Linked DNA regions of Homo sapiens: regions 1, 2 and 4 are each linked to region 3. The links are chromatin contacts, found by Hi-C or POLR2A ChIA-PET in ENCODE. All regions are on one chromosome and are shown on one strand. Each heading gives the region's core, a stretch centred on a gene start or an enhancer-like site at or near the end of the contact. The rest is flanking DNA. Distances are from core to core; before and after follow the strand shown.

Evidence for each region. Hi-C counts contacts between places; a loop is a spot of excess contacts on that map. ChIA-PET counts read pairs that join two places held with the same protein, here RNA polymerase II (POLR2A). Pooled maps may share reads with other maps.
Region 1: a loop to region 3 is called in a map of psoas muscle, with 17 times the contacts of the local background. The contact joins the promoter of SLC8A3 here to the promoter of SRSF5 in region 3. A Hi-C loop is called at or near these places in 2 of 168 maps with a recorded cell type or tissue (gastrocnemius medialis and psoas muscle), 5 of 37 single-sample maps with no recorded cell type and 7 of 50 pooled maps. POLR2A ChIA-PET finds 5 or more read pairs at or near these places in 3 of 52 experiments (A673, WTC11 and activated T-cell).
Region 2: a pooled map shows a loop between it and region 3 (3-fold over the local background). The contact joins the promoter of PLEKHD1 here to the promoter of SRSF5 in region 3. A Hi-C loop is called at or near these places in 2 of 50 pooled maps. POLR2A ChIA-PET finds 5 or more read pairs at or near these places in 4 of 52 experiments (BJ, GM12878, OCI-LY7 and 1 more).
Region 4: a map with no recorded cell type shows a loop between it and region 3 (20-fold over the local background). The contact joins the enhancer-like site here to the promoter of SRSF5 in region 3. A Hi-C loop is called at or near these places in 3 of 37 single-sample maps with no recorded cell type and 3 of 50 pooled maps.

The regions. Positions count from the first base shown.
Region 1 is chr14:70,187,551-70,193,191 of GRCh38, forward strand. SLC8A3 (solute carrier family 8 member A3) reads right to left here and starts at 1,401. Exons shown (of 7, transcript NM_182932.3): 1 at 829-1,401. It also overlaps the pseudogene LOC646548. RefSeq lists silencers at 836-975, 1,046-1,375.
Region 2 is chr14:69,480,915-69,486,414 of GRCh38, forward strand. PLEKHD1 (pleckstrin homology and coiled-coil domain containing D1) reads left to right here and starts at 3,814. Exons shown (of 13, transcript NM_001161498.2): 1 at 3,814-4,200. The coding sequence starts at 4,052.
Region 3 is chr14:69,765,534-69,770,497 of GRCh38, forward strand. It overlaps SRSF5 (serine and arginine rich splicing factor 5), which reads left to right and starts at 1,609. Exons shown (of 8, transcript NM_001320214.2): 1 at 1,609-1,722; 2 at 2,605-2,749; 3 at 3,071-3,141; 4 at 3,265-3,363; 5 at 3,649-3,718; 6 at 4,934-4,964. The coding sequence starts at 2,624. It overlaps LOC100289511 (a long non-coding RNA gene), which reads right to left and starts at 2,180. Exons shown (of 1, transcript NR_029378.1): 1 at 750-2,180. RefSeq lists enhancers at 1,476-1,525, 1,566-1,615, 1,725-2,489, 2,486-2,535.
Region 4 is chr14:69,352,897-69,357,939 of GRCh38, forward strand. GALNT16 (polypeptide N-acetylgalactosaminyltransferase 16) reads left to right here. Exons shown (of 15, transcript NM_001168368.2): 15 at 1-1,570. Among named protein-coding and RNA genes, the nearest start is that of ERH, 43 kb to the right of the region's middle. RefSeq lists enhancers at 1,318-1,417, 1,448-1,947. Within about 2 kb of position 1,640, at least 8 of the 41 ENCODE cell types and tissues checked have a DNase peak (open chromatin) inside an H3K27ac peak, as active enhancers do.

The DNA of each region.
Region 1 (5,641 bases), core at 151-2,650, 420 kb after region 3:
CCAGGGCCTGTAGGAGCAGCAGCGCTAGCCTCTGAATCAGGGCTTTGACTGTGTGTGTGTGTGTGTGTGTGTGTGTGTGTGTGTGTGTGTCCGCGCGCGCGTGTGTGTTGGGGGATCGGGGGAGGGTTAGTTATATATTTCGATTCTCTCCACCGAGTCCCGGATCACGCAGACCACCAGGGGCTGGAGAGTGCAGCACTGGAGAAACCCTCCTTCTCCCTCGCCCCCTTGGCCCCAGCGGTGGGTGCTCTGGGGCTGCAGCTCCCGACCCGCGGCGGTGGAGTCCCGAGATTGGGGTGAGCGCGTGCGTGCGTATGTGCACGCGGGCGCGCGCCGAGTGGATAACGCGCTTCCCTGCTAGCCCCCAAACCCGGCGGACACTCACAGCACCAGAAGCACAACACGCCCTGGCCCAGGTGGCACACATATGCCGACATGCATCCAGCACACACAACACAGCAGTCAGTCTCCCCAAACAGCACCCGCTACCAACCCAGCATGCTCACGATCCAACTGTACCCACCTGCCCAGGCATCTCTCTCTGCCCCTCCCCACCCGGCGGCACCCTCCTGTAGACACCCACTCTGCCAGATCTGCCCCCCCAACACTGCATACACAATGTACACTTTCCGGGGCACCCTCACCCCACTTCTCCTGGCACTAAATCCACAGGAAGGCGGTTCATATGAATGATCTTGAGAAATAACTTAACCCCGTTACTCACAATCAGGGATCCTCTTAGGGGCATCCCAAGCCCCCCAACCTCTACCTCCCATGTCTCGGCTGCCCGCTAAGGGGGAAGGGCAGGAGGCTCACCCCATTACTCACCGTTTCCTCTCGGCCTCCCGAGCGGAGTGGGCAAGGGAGGGGGGTGAGGAAGGTACGCGATGCCCCCGCCGCCCGGCGCCTCACCGGTCGCAGCGGCTCATCGCCCCCGCGGGCTGCCCGCCGGCCGCAGCCGCGTCCGGGGCATGTCAGTCCGCCGCCGCCGCCCTCCCGCCGGGGTTCGTGGGCTCGCAGCTGTCAGGGAGCTGCGGGGCAGCGCATCTGGAGCGCGGGGTCTGGGAGGGAGGGTGTCTGGGGCCAGGGCGAGGGGCCCCGGGAGGGGTCCTTCCGCACGGATTTCAGAAAGAGGGAAACCCCGACCCAGAGCGGTGACTGGAATCTACGCCCGGGAGAGGCCCGGAGTCCCGGCCGCGGGCGGCGGGGGATTCCTGCAGGAAGGGGCAGGAAGGCAAGCAGCCCGGCGCGCCCTGGCGGCTCCGAGGGACCTGGGCTCGGGCTTGCGGTCGCGTCGCCTGGGCTTTCCCTGGGCTGGGAGCGCGCCGGGTCTCCGCCTTGCACGCTGTCACCGCGGGAGACGTCTCGGCCTCGCCGCGCGCAGAGGGGACGCGCGGAGAGGCTGGTTTCTGGGCGAGCGGAGAGCTTTGCCCATTAAGCTGCCGGAAGAAGCCAAATCAAAAAGCCAATCTCCAAGCCTCCAAACGGAACGTCACCCTATCAGCTGGGAGACAGCGCCGCACTGACTGACAAGCCGCGCATATTTATCCTCGCGCGCGGAGGGGAGACTCTCAGAACGCTCCTCGACCAGCAGCGAGGAAGTCGAGCCCGCATCCCGCATCCCGCATCCCGCATCCAGAGCCCCCGAGGGACGAATTCAGATCCAACCCCTGCCCCGCGGCCACCCACCCTAGTCGTTGGAGCCTGGCGCCCGCGCCTCCCGGCCGGCAGCACGTCAAAACGGCGGCGCGTCCTGACCTGGATTCCGCCGAGTTGGGAGCTCCAGGCAGCAGGCGGGCGCGCGGCACCGGCTTTCCCCTTGTCCTCAGGAGACGCTGCCTGCAATTCCGAAATTAAGTCTCCACCAAACACATCTGTGGTTTTTAAATATAGCAGGGAACTATTACCCAGGCAGGGTCCACCCAGGCCTAGGGGAGGAGTTGAGGGGGATGGAGATTGGCAGCGGAGGGAAAAGAAAACTCCTTTTTTCCCCCTCTTTTTTTCTTCTCTTCTTGGTGCAGAACCCAGCCTGTCATTTTCTCAACCCAAGTCAAACAACAGTTTGTGAGAGACGCTTGGGTGAGCTCTGGTATGTTGGCTTTTCGGGTTTCTAAAGCTAAAAATAAGAGGGGGCTGCCTCCCAAATTGCTGCTTACTCTGGGCCTGGAGGCTGGAAGAGAGCTGGTCCTTTGATGCAGCAGCGGGACTAGGGCTTGGGGCTTGGCTCAGGCGAAGTGTACACACGTAGCCTTAAATCAGATGCCTGTAATTTCTGCTATATTTGTCAGGCTTGGTCCTAGAGGCATGCGGGGTGGGCAAGCCACTCCTAAGAATGGGGTTTCAAGCCCTCAGCTTATCGGTGGCATTAGGCAGATCTAAAATGAGCCTGGTGGCTGGCCTTCTGTAGCGACACCAGTGCAGAAAAGTCAGAATGTAAGGGCAGGAAGTTGTTCTCTTTCAGGCCTCTCTGCTGCCTGAGGCTAAGTGTGAGGGGCCAACAAATGATAATAATACTTACCAAATAGCAGCACCTTTTAAGGGCCAGGAGTGGTGCTAGTGAATTTGATTGTATTACCTCATGCCATCCTACTAAAACTCTGTGAGCTAGGTACAATTACCAACTCCATTTTTTTGTTGAGGAAATTGAGCCTTAGGTTAAATAACCATCCCAAGGCCACGTGCAGCAGAGCCAAGGATTGAAATAAAATGCAACCAACCGGAGTTGTGCTGAGACGTCAACAGTGTGTGTGACTCCTGAGATCCCTGGCTCCTTTGCCCGGCTGCTCTGGAGCAAGGCTTGGTTCAAACAGATTAAGGGGGTGTAGAGACTAGGGAATCTCTAAGCCTGAGATGGCAGGAGGTCTTTGCTGGTCCTTTGACTCAGTGTTCCGTTAGCAAGCTGTGTGGTGGTTTCTGGCCTGAGTCCGGAGTCAGAATCCTGGATGTGCTCAGTAGGAGCAGTAGGAGTGCTTTCAGACCCCTGAACCTTTATGGGTCTTGAATTTCATTTAAAGTTAGGGCTGGGACTGACTTTGAAAGGTTTCAATAGCTTCTAAAGTTGTGGGATCTCAGGATATGTCAGTTACTGGGACTTACCTTGTGTCTGCTCCCGTGGAGAGTCACAATGCTGAGTCTACACATTGAGAGTCTACAGTAGAGACAAAGAGATGGCTAATGGGCACCTAAATTGATAGAGTTTTTAGGTAGGGCAATTTTGAAAGATACATCAAATTCCTTAAAAACGTGAATGCCTGTGACCCAGTAATTTTACTGGAAGAAATTTATTCTATGGCAATCATTAAGGATATGCTCAAATATTTAGTTACAAGGATATTCATGGTAGTGTTTTTAAGAGTGAAAAATTGGAAACATCTTAATTTTCCAACACAACAAATTGGTGAAGTAAACATGTTTTGTTGACATAATGCTGTATTCTACCACTGTAAAAATACAGATGCAGCATTCTGTGTACTGGTGTGGAAAGGTTTTTATAATATATCGTAGACAGAGAGAAAAAAAACCCCAGAACACAGTGTAACACAGCATGTGCGGGGGTGGCGGGGTGGGGATGAATGCCCTGGCAGCATAAAAACCCCAAAATGGTAGTGGTTATCTCTTGGTGGTGGGATTTCTGGTGATTTTGTTTCTCTTTGTATCAATCAACTTTATTGAGGTGTAATTTACATACAACAACTCACCTTTTTTCTGATCTATGCTTTATGAAGGCATCAAAAGCAAGGTCTAGTGCACAGGCTAAATGACTATCTCAGTAGTGAGGAACATGAATCTGCAAAACTATCCCAGTAGTGAGGAACATGAATAATATTTCAAGATACCTGCAAAAACTAACTGATGATATTAAAATATCTGACATTTCTAATGGAGATAAAGTTACAGGTATCCAAACATCACTACTACTACTAAAAACTCACCTGTTTTAAGTGTATAGTTTGAAGAGTTTTTATACAAGTACATACATGTAGAGCAACAACCTCAGTCAAGACATAGAACATTTTCATCTCCCCCAGAAGTCCTCTCAGGCCCCTTTATACTCATCCGCTCTTCCCACAGGCAACTATTGATCTGCTTTCTGTCACTGTGGCTTAGTTTTGCTTGTGCCAGAATTTTATTTGTTTGCTTGTTAATATCTATTGATATATTTTCAGTGAACATTACCTATTCACTAAAACTGAACCAGCAACAACAACAGAATTGGTCATGTCATTTTTTTAGAACTACCAAACAAAACAGACAGGAACCTTGTCTTCCTCTTGTCACCTGTGACAGGGCAATGCTGCGGGGAGGAAGGCAAGAGGTGCCAAAGCATGTTCAACCAACGCTGTCGGCAGAGCTGACTTGCGTAGGTTCCTCTGAGTTCTAGGTAGACTGAAATAGCAAAGCCCAGCTCTGCATTCTGAGCCTCAGTGTCCTCACCAGTAAAATGGGAATAATAATAATTATTATTATTAATAATAATAATAATTATTATTATTATTATTAATTATTATTATTAATAATAATAATACCCACCTCGTGAGGTTGTTGTGAAGCTTCAGTGAGATTACAGTTTCTGGTACAGACCAATCCCCAAATATATATCAATTCTCCTTCTCCCCTACTTTTGTTCTCCCCCAACCCTGCTTCTCTCCCATCTTAAGTTCTACAGCCAACCTTCACGTGGCCTATGAAGTCTCAGACTGCTTTCAACTCTGGACATTCTCACTTCTTTTTTTCTCCCCACTACATGCATACAGGGTTGGAAAACATTAAATGTAATGACACCGTACTTGCATTTCTGCCATTGTTACTTATATCTAGCTGTACTGGAACCCAAGGAGATGTTCACAAGGAAGATGGAAAGTAAGCTGTGTAACATCAGCATTGGGAGCAAGAGCCACAAACCTCATTTTCAAGTTGGGAAGAAACTCAGGACCCGAGAAGCTACAGGATTCAGCCCAGTCACAGAGCTTGGTAAGAACTAGACAGACTCTTTTATGGACTGAATTGTGTGTCCCAAAACTTGTGTGTTGAAGCCCTAGCCCTTAGTACCCAGAATGTGCCTGGGTTTTGAGACAGGGTCTTTAAAAAGGTAATAAAATTAAAACAGTGCCGTCAGTGTGGGCCCTAATCCACTATGACTGCTATCCTTATAAGAAGAGGAGATTAGGACACAGACAGACAGAGGGACAACCTTGTGAGGACACAGCGAGAAGGCAAGCCAAGGAGAGAGAAATCAAATGTGCTGACACCTTGATGTGGGAGTTCTAGGCTCCAGAACTATGAGAAAATAATTTCTGTTAGTTAAGCCACTCAGTCTTTGGTATTTTGTCATAGTAGCCCTAATTCTGTGAGTCCTTGTCATAGAATACCCTTTCTCTAGAGGCTGAGCAGCAAGTAATAGGGCAGATGGGATGAATAGTGGGAAGGGACCACATGGCTTCTTGGTGGGGCCCCAGTATTTGCCATTATGCTGCAGAACTCCACAAGTCAGTGCCTCTCCAAAAGCGGGGCCTCAGGCACTTCATAAGCAGACGACCTGCCAGTCCTGGCCACCAGTGGCACTGCATCCCACACAAGCCACAGTGTCTCTTCTCACAAGCAACCTAGGTGCCAGCATTCCACAGCCCTTGGACTATACAAT
Region 2 (5,500 bases), core at 2,564-5,063, 280 kb before region 3:
AATGTTGGAATTACAGGCATGGGCCACCACGCGCAGCCTGAAATATAAGATTGAAGAGATGGATTCCCTACGGTATTCACACATTTCCTTACCATGGGCTAGTCACTTAAAATGGCCATGCTAATATTTGTTTTATGGAAAAGTGGGGACTATCACATCTGCCTGCAGACTACGGATAAAACAATATTATAAAAATGTATGTTCAAGCCTGGGCAAGATAGTGAGACCTCATCTCTTAAAATAAATAAATAAATAAAAAATAGCAGGATGTGGTGGCGTGCATCTGTAGTCCCAGCTACTCAGGAGGCTGAGATGGGAGGATCACCTGAGCTCAGGAGGTCGAGGCTGCAGTGAGCTATGATCACGCCACTGTACTCCAGCCTGGGTCAGAGTGATACCCTGTCTCTAACAACAACAACAAAAAAATATGTTCATTAGGAGTCTATCCCTGAGCACAGCTAAAATTCTGTAGCACTCGTAGAATTGCTTTGTCAGTTCTACAGGAAATTGAGCCCTAGGTGAGTTGGCAATTGAGAAAAATTCCTGAAAAGAGAGGAAAGACTGAAAGTGGTCTAGTATTTCCTAGACTGCACTTCACTTCACATGACAGTGTGCTGCAAGGTGAAGGGGAAGGGCTAAGGACTCAGGCCAAACTTCAGCTTGTCACTTTCCCTCATTCAACACATATTTAGGACCTATATCATGTTCTGGGAAATTACTAGCTATGTGACTTACGTAGACAACGCTTTTGAACTTTATTTTTCTCATCTGGAAAACTAAAAATAATATGTATGTACCTCATAGGTCTATAGTAAAAATTAAATGAAATGTGTCTGTTGTAAATAATGTATTAGAACATCAGCTCTGTGTCTGAGCAGTGTAGGGCACTTAGGGATCCTGAGTTTTCACCCCTGACTGGTCTCACTTACTTCCTGGCAAGATTGGGCGGCCCTGACCCACTTGGTCTAGCGCACAGGATTGGCACCTGGCTTGTTCTGTCTTCTGTAGAACTCAGCCAGGATTTCAGCACGCCTACCAGCTGAGGTAGAGAACACAATGGAAGCAGAAACAGCTTCTCCCAAGGCTGACCTGGTGCAGTCTGGGCTGGTTAGTCAAGGGGAACAGAAACCACTCAAGTATCTAGTGGTTGATCAAACTCCAGCTGTTTGCCTCAGAGCCTTCCTTTCACCCAGCCTTAACTGCTATTATCTGAGGTCTATTCATACGTCCTGTATGCAGAGGGAATAGGTAAAGATTGGTTGCTCTTTGTCATTGAAGAAACCTGTGCTTCACTTCTCTTATTGAAGGAATCAGCCTTCCCCAGGATTATCTGGGCTCACTGGGCCCTACCGTGCAGGACTTCTTTTGAATGATTGCAGGTATCCTGCCTTTCTCTGGCCCACATGGCTCACAAACTCACCACTAGTCCTCATCACCAGCAGCCATAAGCTGCAACTGACCTGACTCAGCAGAAAAGAAATGAATGTACTAAAAGGATATTGGGAGAGCCAGGGAGCCAGGCCTGAGGCAAAGCTTCCAGGAACCATATCTAAGAAGTGCTGCAGAAGCTGTTGGATGAGAATGCTGCAGCTGCCCCTGAGTTCTTGCTGCTGCTGTTTGTGCACTACTAGGAGCCCACCTCCCCATGACTGCTGTGGTACCCACCACACATGCTGCTGCCACCCCAGGAGCACACAGCTGTCACCCAAGGCACGTCAGATGCATGTGCCACCATGTTCCCTTGAAAAGTGCAAGCCTGTGTATGCTTTTTCCTCACATTTGTTACCTGCAACTCAAAGTCAGGGGCCCTTGACTGGTGAACTCCAGACCACAGGCTCCTAACACAAGTTTTCTAGCTTTCATCTTAGAAAAGCAGGACACCTGTAATCCCAGCATTTTGGGAGGCTGAGGTGGGAAGATCACTTGTGGCCAGGAATTCAAGACCAGCCTGGGCAACATAATGAGACCCCCATCTCTCTAAAAAAAAAAAAAGAAAGAAAGAAAAAAAGAAAGAAAGAAAAAAGAAAGAAAAGAAAAGCAGGGCTCCTAAAGTGGGAAGATTTCCAAGCATTAGACCATGTGTCAGAAATAGACAAAAAATATACAGAAAATGTCCACTTTGTACTCTGGCCCCGGGCTCTCATCATCTTCCCAGTCCCACCTCCTCCCACCTGATGGAGCCAAGCCCCGGGCCCTGTGTTAAGGCTTGGCCTGAGATGTTCTGCATGGGGGCCTGAGCCATGAGAGAAGTGCAAGGAATTCAGATGGGCACTTCTTGACAGTGAGCAACAAGGGGATGCTGTCTGAGCTTGGGAACCCCAGAGGGGGTTAAGGGAAGAGTACCAGGGTGATGATTAGCTAGAGTCATAAAATGGGGAGATCTAGCATGGCCTTGGGGAACATCTAGTGGGCGTCACACATCCAAATGCCTGCAGAGGGGCCAGGCAGGTCAGACAATAGGGGATGATGGGGCCTGTGGGGATGCGCCTTTAGGCATTACATTCAAAGACTTAAGTCTACTGTGCAGAGGTGGTAAGAATGATACAAGTGGTTGTTGTTGGGGGGCTGATTGACTATAAAGGGGCATGAAGAAACTTTCTGCAGGTGATGGAAATGTTCTGTCTGTTGCTTTGGGTGGGGTTACATCTTATATACCTTCATCAAAGAAATAACTTAGATGTGTGCATTTTACCATGAAGTATACCTCAATTTAAAAACTTGGGGCAAATTCATAAAGCAATGTGGATCTGGCTCTCGGGCTAACCATTTGTAAACTTCTGTTGCAATCCGACTTCCAGAGGCGTCCTTGGCTCCTCATCTTGGAAAAGCGCGACTGCGGCGTGGTCTGGCGGGCGGCCGCTCACTGCGCGGTCTCCACGCCTGGCAGGTGGCGCGGGGCAGGCAGCTGTGCCAGCCTAGCATTTCCACCTGCCGGGAGGAGGCGGTCCCCTGGGGCCCGGCCGGCATCTCCCTGGCCTGAAAATGAGCCGGTCACCCCAAACGCCAACTCCGAAAGGAGCGGAAGCGGATGGAACAGCTGGTCCCAGGGAGCGCGGGCCAGGCGCGCAGATAAATCACGGACACACACTGCACGGATAGCTCCAGACTGGCGTTGAGTGCCAAATGCCGACACAGACACGGTCAGGTTCCAGGAAGAGAAATCCGATCCGATGCGCGCTAGGCGGCGGCGGCGGAGCACAGTGAAACCCACCTGAGGGGGAAGGGTTGGGGGGAACCCAATCTTGATGGAGCCCCTCCCCATGCGGGCACTTTGGGCACTTCCTGAAGTCCTACCTGGCCACCCGCCTGCCCGGGGCATCAGGCATCGCCACTTCACTGGGGAGAAAAGCCAGACCGCCGCAGTTCACGGAGCGGTAGGAATTGCGGTGGAATTCCAGGCCGGAGTGTGTGACCCTACGCCCTAGCTCCGTCCTCTCCTCCACCCCGAGGCGAGCAGGTGTCTGCAGGAGTGCCTCCAACCCCATTGCAAAGCGGACGTGGCCCTCGTCTCGATGTCGGCGCTGCTCGCCGAGAGGGACCCCGGGGTGGTGTTGGGCGCGCGGGGCGGGGACGGGGACGCGCTGCGGCCAAGTCCCCGGGCCCTGCGACCCGCAGGGACCTTCTGGACGCACGGAGCCCGGCCCTCCAGCCGGCGCCCGCCCTGATTGGCGCCCGAGGCCGGCCTCCCGCCGGCTCACCTGCCACTCCCAGCCAATCGGGGCCACCAGAATTGGGGCTGTCGCCGGGGGGGTGGGTGGCTAGGGCGGGAGGGGAGGAGATGCTGCCGGCCCGAGGCTGAGCCACCCTCCCCGCGGAGTTCCCGCCCGGCCCTCTGCAATCCGGAGCCCAAGCCGCCGGCTACGCGCCCTGCGCCCCCTTGGTGCCGCGTCCAGTGCCCAGCGCGCTTTGATGCTGCAGCTCCGGGCCGGGCCGCTCTGCTTCTCTGCTCGCTGGGACGCTCTCCGACGGCTCCGCCCTCGCCTCTCGCCCCGAGTCCCTGCTGACCCCGGGGAGGTGGGGTCCGGGCCGGGCACAGCCCCGCTGAGGCAGGATGTTCACGTCCAAGTCCAACTCGGTGTCGCCCTCGCCGTCCCTGGAGCAGGCTGACTCGGACGCCCTGGATATCAGCACCAAAGTGCAGCTCTACGGCGTGCTGTGGAAGAGGCCTTTCGGCAGGCCGTCGGCCAAGTGGTCCCGGCGGTGAGTGCGCCCCCGCGCCCCAAGGAGACCGCCGGGGAGAGAGCCTGGGCGTCGTTACCCCTCCCACCCCCTCCAGTCGCCGTCGTGCCTCTGCTTTCCTGTGTGACCTTGGCGTCACCCCTTTTCACTCTACACTGGCTCCCGCAGGAAAATGTGGACCATAGTCTGGGCCGGGAGAATGGAGATGGGGCCCCTGCCCTGGGGCGGTGGCAAATTCTCTATGGAATGAACCTGACCCTCGAGTGGGAATGTTGGGTGTGGGCAGAAGAGACCGTGGTCGGGGTGGGATCCCAGCTAGGTCAGATCAGGCCAGACTGAGGGGAGGCAGAAACTCCATCTCTAGCCAAAGATGCCCCCAACCCCGGGACCCCCACTGTCAATTCCATCGTCTTCACAACCCCTGACCCAGGCCGCGAGGACCGGGCCTGAGTGTCTCCCTCCCGCCAACCACCCACCCTTAAGACGGAGAGGGACCTGGCCCTTCTGAAAGGCTCAGGCTAAGGAGGGAGGAAGGGCCAGGAAGGGTGCTTGTCCATGGGGAAGTGACCTTGGCAACCCCTCCAACTGTCCCTTGAAATAATTTTTTTAAAAGTGAGCACAGGGAAGAGAGATTCTAGTGCTTCAGACGGAGGAGCTGGAAAGGAGGGAGGCAGCTGGAGTGAAGGAGGGGATAGATTGGTTCTGCCAAGGATTGATCCTCTGAAAGGGGTGGTGGAGAGAGACAGGGTAGTCCCAACCATCCTTCAGCCCCAGCTGCCTGGTCCCCAACTCAGACGCGACTCCGCGGACATCGGTAGCCACTCTCCACTTACAAATTAGCCTGGGAGGTATTGAGGGAAGAGGGAGTTCACAGCCCTGGACTTGCAGGAAGCTCCCAACTGGCTGCAGGTGCTGTGGGCCATTTTCTGGACAGTTTCCACTCTCCAGTCAATTTCAGTTCTGAGATTCACTACTGGTATGGCCTGGAGAATGCAGACCCTGTCCAGCCCTTCCGCGGAGGTGTGACCCTTCCAGGAAACCAGGGGTATCCAGATGCCCCTTCCCCATCCCACACTCTATGAGTCTGCCCCTGAGCAGAGGGGGCCTCCAATGTTCCCAGGACCACAGATCATGTGGATGTGGTAGTGGTGGGTGCTGATGTTCTGTTCTGATGAATAATTTAATGTTTCTATAAGACCGCAGAACAAATGGAGCTGTGGACAGTAGCTCACATTTTATATCTCTGGTTTCATGTTGTTTTGTTGCTTCTGACAGGTTTCTCTCTGGGATTTAATGGGATACAGGCTTCTTGAGTTCCTCC
Region 3 (4,964 bases), core at 359-2,858:
ATTATGCAGAAACCAAACAAATGTAATTAAATACCAACTGGTTTGGGACAATTTGTGCATTATAAAATGCCAATGTTCATCAGGCCAACAACTAGGTAACATTTTTTTCTTTTCATTGAACAAATACATTAAATACATATTGTGTTATAAACCCATCCTTAACTCCCACATTATAGGTAACTAACTTCACTGAGGCTCTTTTTATTTGTACATATAACTATGAATGGACAAGCTTATCCCTTACAAACTATCCAAGTTTCAGTTCTGAGTGCCTAAAGGCCCCTGAGGTCGAGTTAAGGGTCAGTTGCTCTCCTTCCGGAACTACTTTTTCTCTGTTTAACTCTAGTTGCAAGCATGCAACTCCACATTCCAGGCACTTCTCAAAAATGGGGTGCACTGGGTTCTACATAAAAGCATTAAAGCGAAGTTAAGCAATCTCTTTATGCCTAAGTTTCTAGGTCTACCAACCTTATCGGGACAACGCGGGAGTTAATATGGAGGGCTGTGTTTTACACCCACTTTGAAAGCACGGCATTGTCTGTTTCTAAAGAATTGTAAACTTTCATGTGTTACATTACAGAAATCTGAACGGAGAGGATTAACCAAATACCATTTGGACTTAAAAGCAGCTTGAGGCCGGGCGCGGTGGCTCATGCCTGTAATCCCAGCACTTTGGGAGGCCGAGACGGGCCGATCACGAGGTCAGGAGATCGAGACCATCCCGGCTAACACGGTGAAACCCCGTCTCTACTAAAAATACAAAAAAATTAGCCGGTGTGGTGGCGGGCGCCTGTAGTCGCAGCTACTCGGGAGGCTGAGGCAGAAGAATGGCGTGAACCCGGGAGGCGGAGCCCAGATCGCGCCACTGCACTCCAGCCTGGGCGACAGAGCAAGACTGTCTCAAAAAAAACAACAAAAAACAGCTTGAAACCTCTTCCAGCCACTCTCCCAGAGTGACGGACATGCAGAAATCTGTATTCCAGCCTCAATTCAAGACAGCCTTCTAGCTGCAGTCCCATTTTCAACATTTCATCAGTGAAAATCCTTTCATTTAAAAAATACTTCAGTGCCTTAGTCTTCTCACCACAACAAAACCACACAGCTGTGGCATGGTTGAAAAAAGAACTCGAACATCTAGGAGCTCCCTGCTTTGAGGGCAAATTTAAATTGCAAGCAGCAAGAGCTAAGGAAAGGCCAGGTATTTCTGCAAAGCTAAGTTTCTCCTAATTAGTAATCTTCTGGGTGTCTAAGAAAAACTTTAGATACAAGAAGGGTTGCCACTTTTCTCAGGAGACTCTTCTGGGAGAGATGATGATGAACCGAACGCCAAGGACTTAGCAGGGGCGAACGACGTCAACAGATGTCCCTCCAGACTCCGGCACCAGCCGGCCGAGCCCAAACGAGTTCTCGCCCCCGACCCCACCCACCGCGGGAGCAGGGTTCGGTCACTCGCAGTGTCAGAGAGGCCCACATCCTCCTAAATTTCCGGCCCTCCCAAAACTTCCGTCTTCCCTAGGTCCAACGGGGTGGACCCAAGGCCCAGGGGCGTCCCCGGAAGTGACGTAGGACGCGCCCTCCATTTTGTGGAGCGCCAGAGCTGCTAAGTGCGTCAGTTGTGGAGTGGCGTAGACGAGTTAAGTCCTGGTCTGCGTGGAGGTCGACGACTCCGTCGCAGACTACGGACCTGTCTGGGTCTCAGCCGCCAAAGACCCCGTCCGGTAGGTGAGTGGCTCACTTTGAGGGCAAGCCTTCTCGGATCGAGGCTTCTTCATGGCCGCTCAGATCGTGAGCGGCCGGGGCTGCTCTCTTTGCGGAGGATGGCGTCTAATGAGCGCAGTTGATTCGAGGTGGGCGCTGGGGCACGTCTCCCTTTTGGCATACTGTTTGAGGGGTACTGAGGTGAAAGGGCGGTCACTGTTCGGGTCGTTTTTACACAGCGGTTGTGCGCCCGTCCCTGCCAGTCTTAATGTCTTCATCTCCTGGACACGTAGAATAGTGGGCCGGGATCTCCCTGACTTTGCTGGCGATGCGGCTGGGCCTTTTGTAGGGCGGCCGCAGTGACCCCCGAGAAGGGGGTTGCTGGGAGGAGAAGGGAAGAGGGAATTTGGCACGCGCAGCTCTGCTGCCTTTGATTCCACCGCCGCCATTTTGTGGCCGCAGAGCGCCCGCCCGCTGCTGTTGGCGCAGGCGCGGTCGAGGCGTCGCGAGATTCTGGCTTCCACCCGCTGTGACGCGCCCGCGAGGCCGCCATTGGGCTGGCTTTGCGGAGGGCGCGGGCGGCTCCGCCCGCACTTCTCGGCCTTTCCTAACTGCGGCAGATGGGAGGGGGCCGGAGAGCCCGGAGAGTGTGCGGCTGCGCAGTTGGAAAGGTGGCAGTGGGCGTTGCGGTTGCTGCGGTCTGGGCCCAGTAGCGGACCGTGTTGGGAGGGAGCTGGGTTTTCATTTTGTCTGCAGGTAACCTGGCCTCATTAGAGGCTCTGTTGGCAATCTCGTTCATAACATCACTGTGTAAACATTTTATGCCGTTGATGTTTTTGATTGTTTAATCAGGCGTTTCTCTGTGACAGTCATTGCTATTATCTCGATTGAATTACTTTCTAATAGGAAGTACTAGCCGGACATCATGAGTGGCTGTCGGGTATTCATCGGGAGACTAAATCCAGCGGCCAGGGAGAAGGACGTGGAAAGATTCTTCAAGGGATATGGACGGATAAGAGATATTGATCTGAAAAGAGGCTTTGGTTTTGTGGTAAGTATTTAGAACTGGGTGAATTATCTGCTAAGTAGGTAGAGTTTTGATAAGCAGTTGTTTTCGATCTTGAGTCCGGGTGGAATATTTGCCTTCAGAAAATGTTACCCAGCCTTATGTCTGAATTTTATTGAGGCTGAAAACAACTTTAACTTGCCGGCTCACTGGAACCCCACTCCCAGTGGCTCCTTGATTAGGTTTGACTGTATGGCAGTGTCGTTAAGATACTCTTCCCATTCTGTCTCCTGATTTCAGTGCTCTTAATGTGTTGTAGAATACTCTTCTAAAGCCAATGTTAAGAGTCTTATGCTTACATTTTAGGAATTTGAGGATCCAAGGGATGCAGATGATGCTGTGTATGAGCTTGATGGAAAAGAACTCTGTAGTGAAAGGTGAGATTCCTGTGTAACTAGATAACCCTGGGACATAGAGCAGACTGGGTCTGCTGGCATATTTTTCTAAGTAGATTTATGTAGCTTAAGTGTGTAACGGAGATTTTTCTTCCCTTTTTGTAGGGTTACTATTGAACATGCTAGGGCTCGGTCACGAGGTGGAAGAGGTAGAGGACGATACTCTGACCGTTTTAGTAGTCGCAGACCTCGAAATGATAGACGGTATGTGAAGGGTGGATGGCTGCATTGAACAATTATTGTAGGGGTAGCATTTAAGATTCAGGAGTCATTAGCAGTGATGATTTTGGGTCCTGCCGTATAATCTGTTCTTCTATTCCCACGTTAGCCAGTTGTTCTTGATGAATCTATATGAGTCATAGAACACAAATCTATTGACGGAAGTCATTAGAATGGCTTGTGATATCTGATGGCTTGAACTTGCCCACAGTTGAACACAAGTGCTGTCATTGCATTTCTTCCATTGTGAATACGAATTTTCTTCCTCAGAAATGCTCCACCTGTAAGAACAGAAAATCGTCTTATAGTTGAGAATTTATCCTCAAGAGTCAGCTGGCAGGTTTGTTGAAATACAGTTTTGAGTTATTTTGATGTGGCTTTTTAAAAAAGTTAATGGGTAGCTAATGTTGTATTGTTTTATTAAAAGTAGTTTTAAATTAATGGATTTAATGGAATTGTAATTTTAAACATTTAATTAAATGTAATTTGGGGGATATTTTGAACTTTAATATTAGTGATCAAATGTAAATGTTTTGAGGATATTTTTCTTGTTTTTTAAAATCAATTTTTAACCAAATATTAAACCCTTTATTTGCCAGCCTGTCTGTGTCGTTGGCCTTATGACGAGGAGTGCCTGTGGGTTATCCTAATCGTTGTCTTGGTCACTCTTGGTTGGGCCTGGTTGACTTTGCCAGTCAGCTCCTACAGTGATCAGTTGGCCACCTCTAGATCTGTGTTTGCCGGTCTAGACGTTATCGGTGCACTTCCTTGAAGTGCCAGGTTGCAGCGATCCCAGAGCGTTGATAACGTGATCTGATCCCTAAGTTGAGACCTGTCTTCCTGTAACGCTTCCGAATAAGAGGTCCGGTCGAAAAGAGTTGAAAGATACGAAATTAGGTGGTCGTTGGAATCCTGATCGCAGTAAAGTGGTCCTTGGTAACTGCTCGAGTAGAACATGTCTGCATCCGCCAATAGTCCGCTAATAGGGAGGGCTGTGCGATTAAAGGCTTCCATCGATTGGGTAGTGTCCTTCAAGTGGGTGGCGAAGAGCCAGTCGGGCATATGTCATGAAGGTTTCTCCGACCGATTAATGGTTTGCTGCTTGACTAGCCTAGGGAAATAATAATAAAGGTAAAGTAAACTTTTTTAATGACATATGGGGCACAAAATAACTGGTGTCTTGTAAATGTTCTGTTTTTTTAAATAAAACTTCTCTACTTTAGTCTTTACTTTAAAAATATGTACTGTTTCCTTTTTTGTTGTTTTTTTGTTTGTTTTTTTTTCTTTTGTACTGAGCTCAGCATAGACTAATACTACCTTAATGTTAAAATCTGAATTTCTTTTAGCATTTTGCTTAAAAGCAATATGCTATTTGCTTATTCCGTGCCCTGACATAGATAATTTTTGAATTCTGATAGAATACAAGTGTGGTAAATGCCATGTTTGTACTTTATCTAACATCTTCTCTTTCAGTAGTCTTGTTTTTTTTATATCATGTGATTGTTTGTGTGTCCCCTTTCCTCTTCTTTGCTTAACACAATTATCTTGTGTTAAGGATCTCAAAGATTTCATGAGACAAGCTGGGG
Region 4 (5,043 bases), core at 390-2,889, 410 kb before region 3:
CCGGTCCTGTGCCTGTGGGTGCCCACATTCTTAGCAAGAGGCTGCAGAGGGATCTTTAGGGGAAGATTCGGGCGTAGTTTATTAAACAGACTCCACTTCTATTTGGCCATGTGTCAGGCTGAGACCTCTCTCTCGGGCATTAATGAACAGCTAGTGCCCTGTCCCTGCCGCCAGGACCCACTGAAAGGACGGGTAGCCACACACATCCCTGAGTAGTCCCAGCCTCATTTGTCATTTTTGACTCCTGCTTTCTCAAAGGTTTTTGCCTCTGTCAATACAGCATCATGGGTGGTTGGAAAGAAGGGAACTTCCCTTCTGGACCAAGAACAGCCCCTAAGTCATTAGGGTTCAACCTCACCCTTATTCCCCTCCCCGCTACAGGAGCCCCTAAGTCATTAGGGCTCAACCTCACCCTTATTCCCCTCCCTACTACAGGAGGGATTTTCTTGAAGGGTCAGCTATTGCACTGTGCTGGGAGGCTGGCTGTGGCTCCTGTTTGTGAAGAGAACTCCCAGTTCCTTTTCACAGCCGCTGAGAACACATCCACACATCTACCCCACGGCCTTGTCTTGGAACTGCTCCTGCTATCCCCACACCCTGCTTCCTCACCCCACTGGCTCTTGGGCAAATGACTGTTGGTACCAGGACCCTGGGGGTCTCCCCTACAAAGCAGACCAGCCTGGGGCAGATATACCTACCACAGGAGCCCCCTGTCTTTCATAGGCCAAGGATCCACATACCCATAGAGTTCATGGATTCTAGAGGGTCTAGGAATCTCTTGAAATTGTCCCTAAAATACTGCATGTGTGTGCATACATGCATTTTCCTGGGGAAAAAGTCCATGGCTTCTAAAAGAGGTCCCTGATCCCCAAAGGGCCTGAACCTCTGCTCTGGATTGAAGCCACTGTCTGCCCAAGCTGCCACCCCCTAATCTTCCTCCCTGGCGTGCTCAAACTGCCATCGCCTGCTCCCTCCACACGGCCCTTGGGGTCAGCAGCCAAGTGTCTGTGGTCCGCAGCACCTGCTCTGGAGGGCTCTCCAGCAGTTTCGCCTCCTGACTCTCACCAGCGTCCTCTCGGCAGCACTCCCGTGCCCAAGTGCACCCCTCTGGACTTGCCAGCGCAGGCCCCTTCGCTCCCAGGGCCATGCTTTGCCTGTCCTCTGTCGTGATGTTTCTTCCGCAGCCAGGTGCAGCCTCAGATCCCCTGTTCATCTGGGAAGCCTCCTGCCACAGCTTAGGACAGAACTGGGCCCAGGGCAAAGGCCTCTCCCCAGAGGATGGACTAGAAGGCCTGGGCCACACTCGGGCATGGACCTTTGGGGCTGGGGAGCCGGGGCTGCGCCTGTTGAATGTAAGAGGACTGCTGACCAGAGGGCCTTCAAGAGGGTCTCTCTGTCCTTTGCTGTGGTCAGATCAGGCTCTGCACTTATCAGCCGGTCCTTTGTGGCAACGCAGCCCTGTTCTGTTTTTGCTTTTCCTCTTCTTGACCAAAGCATGTGCCACTAGCTGTCCTTGAGGACCTCGTCTTTATGAAACACACACCTGGAATAAAACCACTTCTTACATGTCCACATGCACCAGCGCCTTCCTTTCTGCCTCCAGGCCTAGCCCTTCAGCACACCCTCCCCCGCCTCGTGGGGAAAGTCCGGGCCTCCTTTCTGTAAAAGTGAAACTGAACATGCTCAAGTCTAGCCCTGTCCTGCACCTGGTAGCTTGCTCGTCGGCCTCCATGCCCTGTGGTGCCCCAGGAACTCCTGACTGCTCTGGTGGGGGCCAACAGGTGGCCCTACTGCAAGGGCAGGCCTTGGACCAAAACCAGGAATCAGCACAGGTCAGGTGGAGCCCAGGCTCCTGTGGCCTCATTATGGGATTCTACTTGGGGCTTAGAAATGGAAAGCAAATTGCTTCTCCAAATAGGTATTGCCCTGCCGCCGTGCTTGCCTTTAGCCAGCCCTCTCTCCTTCCCTGTGAGCCAGGCCTGTCCCCTCGGAGCTGCCCTCCCCTGCTCTACCACACAAGAAGGCAGTGGTACAAATTCAGGCAGGACATACTTCCTGGGTAAAAACAGCAAAATAATTCTGAAAAGAGTCTTACCAGACCAGCTTTGCTTGATTGGGTAGCAGATGCTCTGCCTAATGTTCCCATGGAAACCAATGGAAAACCCCCACCATGTCTGTGATCAGAAGCTGAACCTACCCAGGTAAAAATAAACGCTGCTTCAACATACATATGAACTGCAGCTGGCAGGCCAGCACACCACTAGCCTCTCCTGGACGCAACCATTTCTGCCCTCAGCCCCACTTTGCCGTGGGGCTGCTGATCTGGAGTTACCCAGAACTTCTGACCCCTGGGCCTGAGGAGCCTGGAGCAAAGCCCTAGCTGGCTGCAGAGAATACACCTTGGCTACAATGTCCAGCTTGGTCTGGGCTTAGGAGCAAGTCACTGTAAAAGACCTTGGCTGCAGCCTCCATTCCCCCATCCACCCCTCCGTCCTCTCAGGGAGCACAGCCCACCACCCACCGCCTACTCAGGGCTCCCTCCTGGCGCGCTGAGCCCCATTTCCACTCTCCATCTATTTTCACCCTCAGCCTTGGAGGGCTCTGGTGCTTGCTTCTCCTGAGTCAGGCTCTCTCCTCTTGCTTGCTCTCCTCCAAACCTACCTCTCCCAAAGCCCATTTTCTGTGCCACCCAGTTTTTTCCCTAGGAGATAAGGCTGTCAGCCTTTAGCCAGGCCCTGGAGGAATCAGCAAAAGCCCCAGGCTGGGTATTAACAGTTACGTCACTGGCAGGAGAGTCCCCCGAAAGCCTATGGGCAGGGCAGCAGAAGGGACTTCTGCACCAGGGCCAGACTCCCATTTGTACAGCAGGGAGCTGTTCCTGAGGATCCCTGGGCCTCTGTGACTTGGCTTCAGTTTTTACAAGGGCTGTTCCCCCTGGCCCCTCAGGAAGGCTGTCTCCATCTGCAGTTGGGAGAAATAACCTGGACAATATGACTGTCGTCCCAGGGTTCCAGCACCCCAAGGCCTGCGGGGGATGTCTCCCAGCACTGCATGGGGTGTGGTCCTTCTCCCACCAGGGAACAGGAAAGGAAACCTGGAAGGGAAAGGCTGGCATTTATAACGTCTGTAATTTCATTGCCAACAATGTTCTCAGTGTGTTTGGTATTTGTGTGTCCCTGTGATGGTCTGAGTCAGTGCTCCTCCAGAAGGAGGGGGCAACCCAGCCAGCTTCTCTAATGGGAAGAGGTCTTCACTGCCAGGCACTTAGGAAAGACCTGGAGATGGATCAGGGGAGGGCCTACTCTCCTGGGCTTGCAGCTGGGCTGTCTGAGTAGCCGACCTGGACTGAGGCTCCAGAGCCATCTGAGGACAATTTCTCCTGCTTAATTCAGCCCTGTGAAGCGTGGAGAAGAGTGTACTAGGGGTGCGGACTCTTGGGTCTTTAAGACCCATTCAAGCCAGGCGCAGTGGCTCACACCTGTAATCCCAAATATTCAGGAGGCTGAATTGGGAGGGTCCTTTGAACCCAGGGGAGTTCGAGACCAGCCTGGGCAACATAGCGAGACCCTATCTCTATAAATAAAAATTCAAATCAACTTCAAAAAATACCCATTCAGCTGGATCCCTCACTACTCTGCCATTTGCCAGCTGTGAGCTCTTTTTTTTTTTTTTTTTTTGAGACAGAGTGTTGCTCTGTCACCCAGGCTGGAGAGCAGTGGCATGATCTCCACTTACTGCAAGCTCTGCCTCCTGGGTTCACGCCATTCTCCTGCCTCAGCCTCCCGAGTAGCTGGGACTACAGGCGCCCACCACCATGCCCAGCTAATTTTTTTTGTATTTTTAGTAGAGACAGGGTTTCACCGTGTTACCCAGGATGGTCTCCATCTCCTGACCTCGTGATCCACCCGCCTCGGCCTCCCAAAGTGCTGGGATTACAGGCGTGAGCCACTGCGCCTGACTGAGCTCTTGAATAAGTTATTTCATCTCTCAGCCTTGATTTCTTTACCTGTTAAATGGGGTACTCATAGCCGTAAAGGATTTTTTTGTGAAGCCTGATCGCAAAGCATCTGGCCCTTTCCAAATGCTTAATCAATATGTCATTACTATTATTAATAAACATTTTCTGAGTGCCTGCTACATGCCAAACACTTTGCTAGGGGTGATGACACAAATGTAAACAAGACAGAAACGGTCCCTGCCCTCGAGAACAAATATTCTAGCAGAGGAGATGGACCAATCAGCAGCAACTGTGATACCACATGATAAAAGCTACAGGGGAAGGCAGGAGCTATGGGAGCAAGGAGAGGGAGCTCTCACCCAGAGCGTCAGTGAGTTGGTGCTCTCTCTCCAGAAGATGATGCTTCCAGGACAGCTTGAAATGACATTCCAGGCAATGCCTGCCTCAGGCTGGATAAAGGTTGGACTGGATAAGGTCTGGTGAAGTCCACTGGCCACACTAGCAGAGATGGCAATTCAGCTGGTACCTTGCTGGGTGGCCTGGGCTTTTTACCCTGCAGGCAGCATTGTGGTGACGTAGACCAGCCTGTTACAACAGGAGAATTCTAGAAGGAAGCTGTGGGAGCCATTTCAACCCCAACAGACACAGCCTGTGCTTCTTGAGCTAGGGACCATTCCTCCAGGGCTCGGTATTCTTCCTTCGGGAAGGTGGGTCTAGTTGGTACGGGAATTAGTGATCCTTCTCTGGAGAGAAGGGATACTCATGGTGGAGGCGTTCCAGGAAAGACTTGTTTTTGCCTGGCTCTCAGGTTGCTTCTGATCCCCTCAAGCCATCTGAAAACAAAGCCGGTCTTTCAACAATTTGTCTTTCAAATATGTGTCTCTTAAGATGTGGTCCAGATAACCTGCTCAGTATCCCTGGAGGGATTGTAGACCTGTATGCTCCTGGGTCTGACCCAGACGGGGAGGCTTAGAATTCCTGTGTTTGTATTGAGTGGTCCAAGTGATGCGTTTGCACATTTAAGTCCCATGCACCAGGAAGGAGAGCTGGAGGCCCAGAGAGGGGAAGCTGTGCAGGAGAGAATC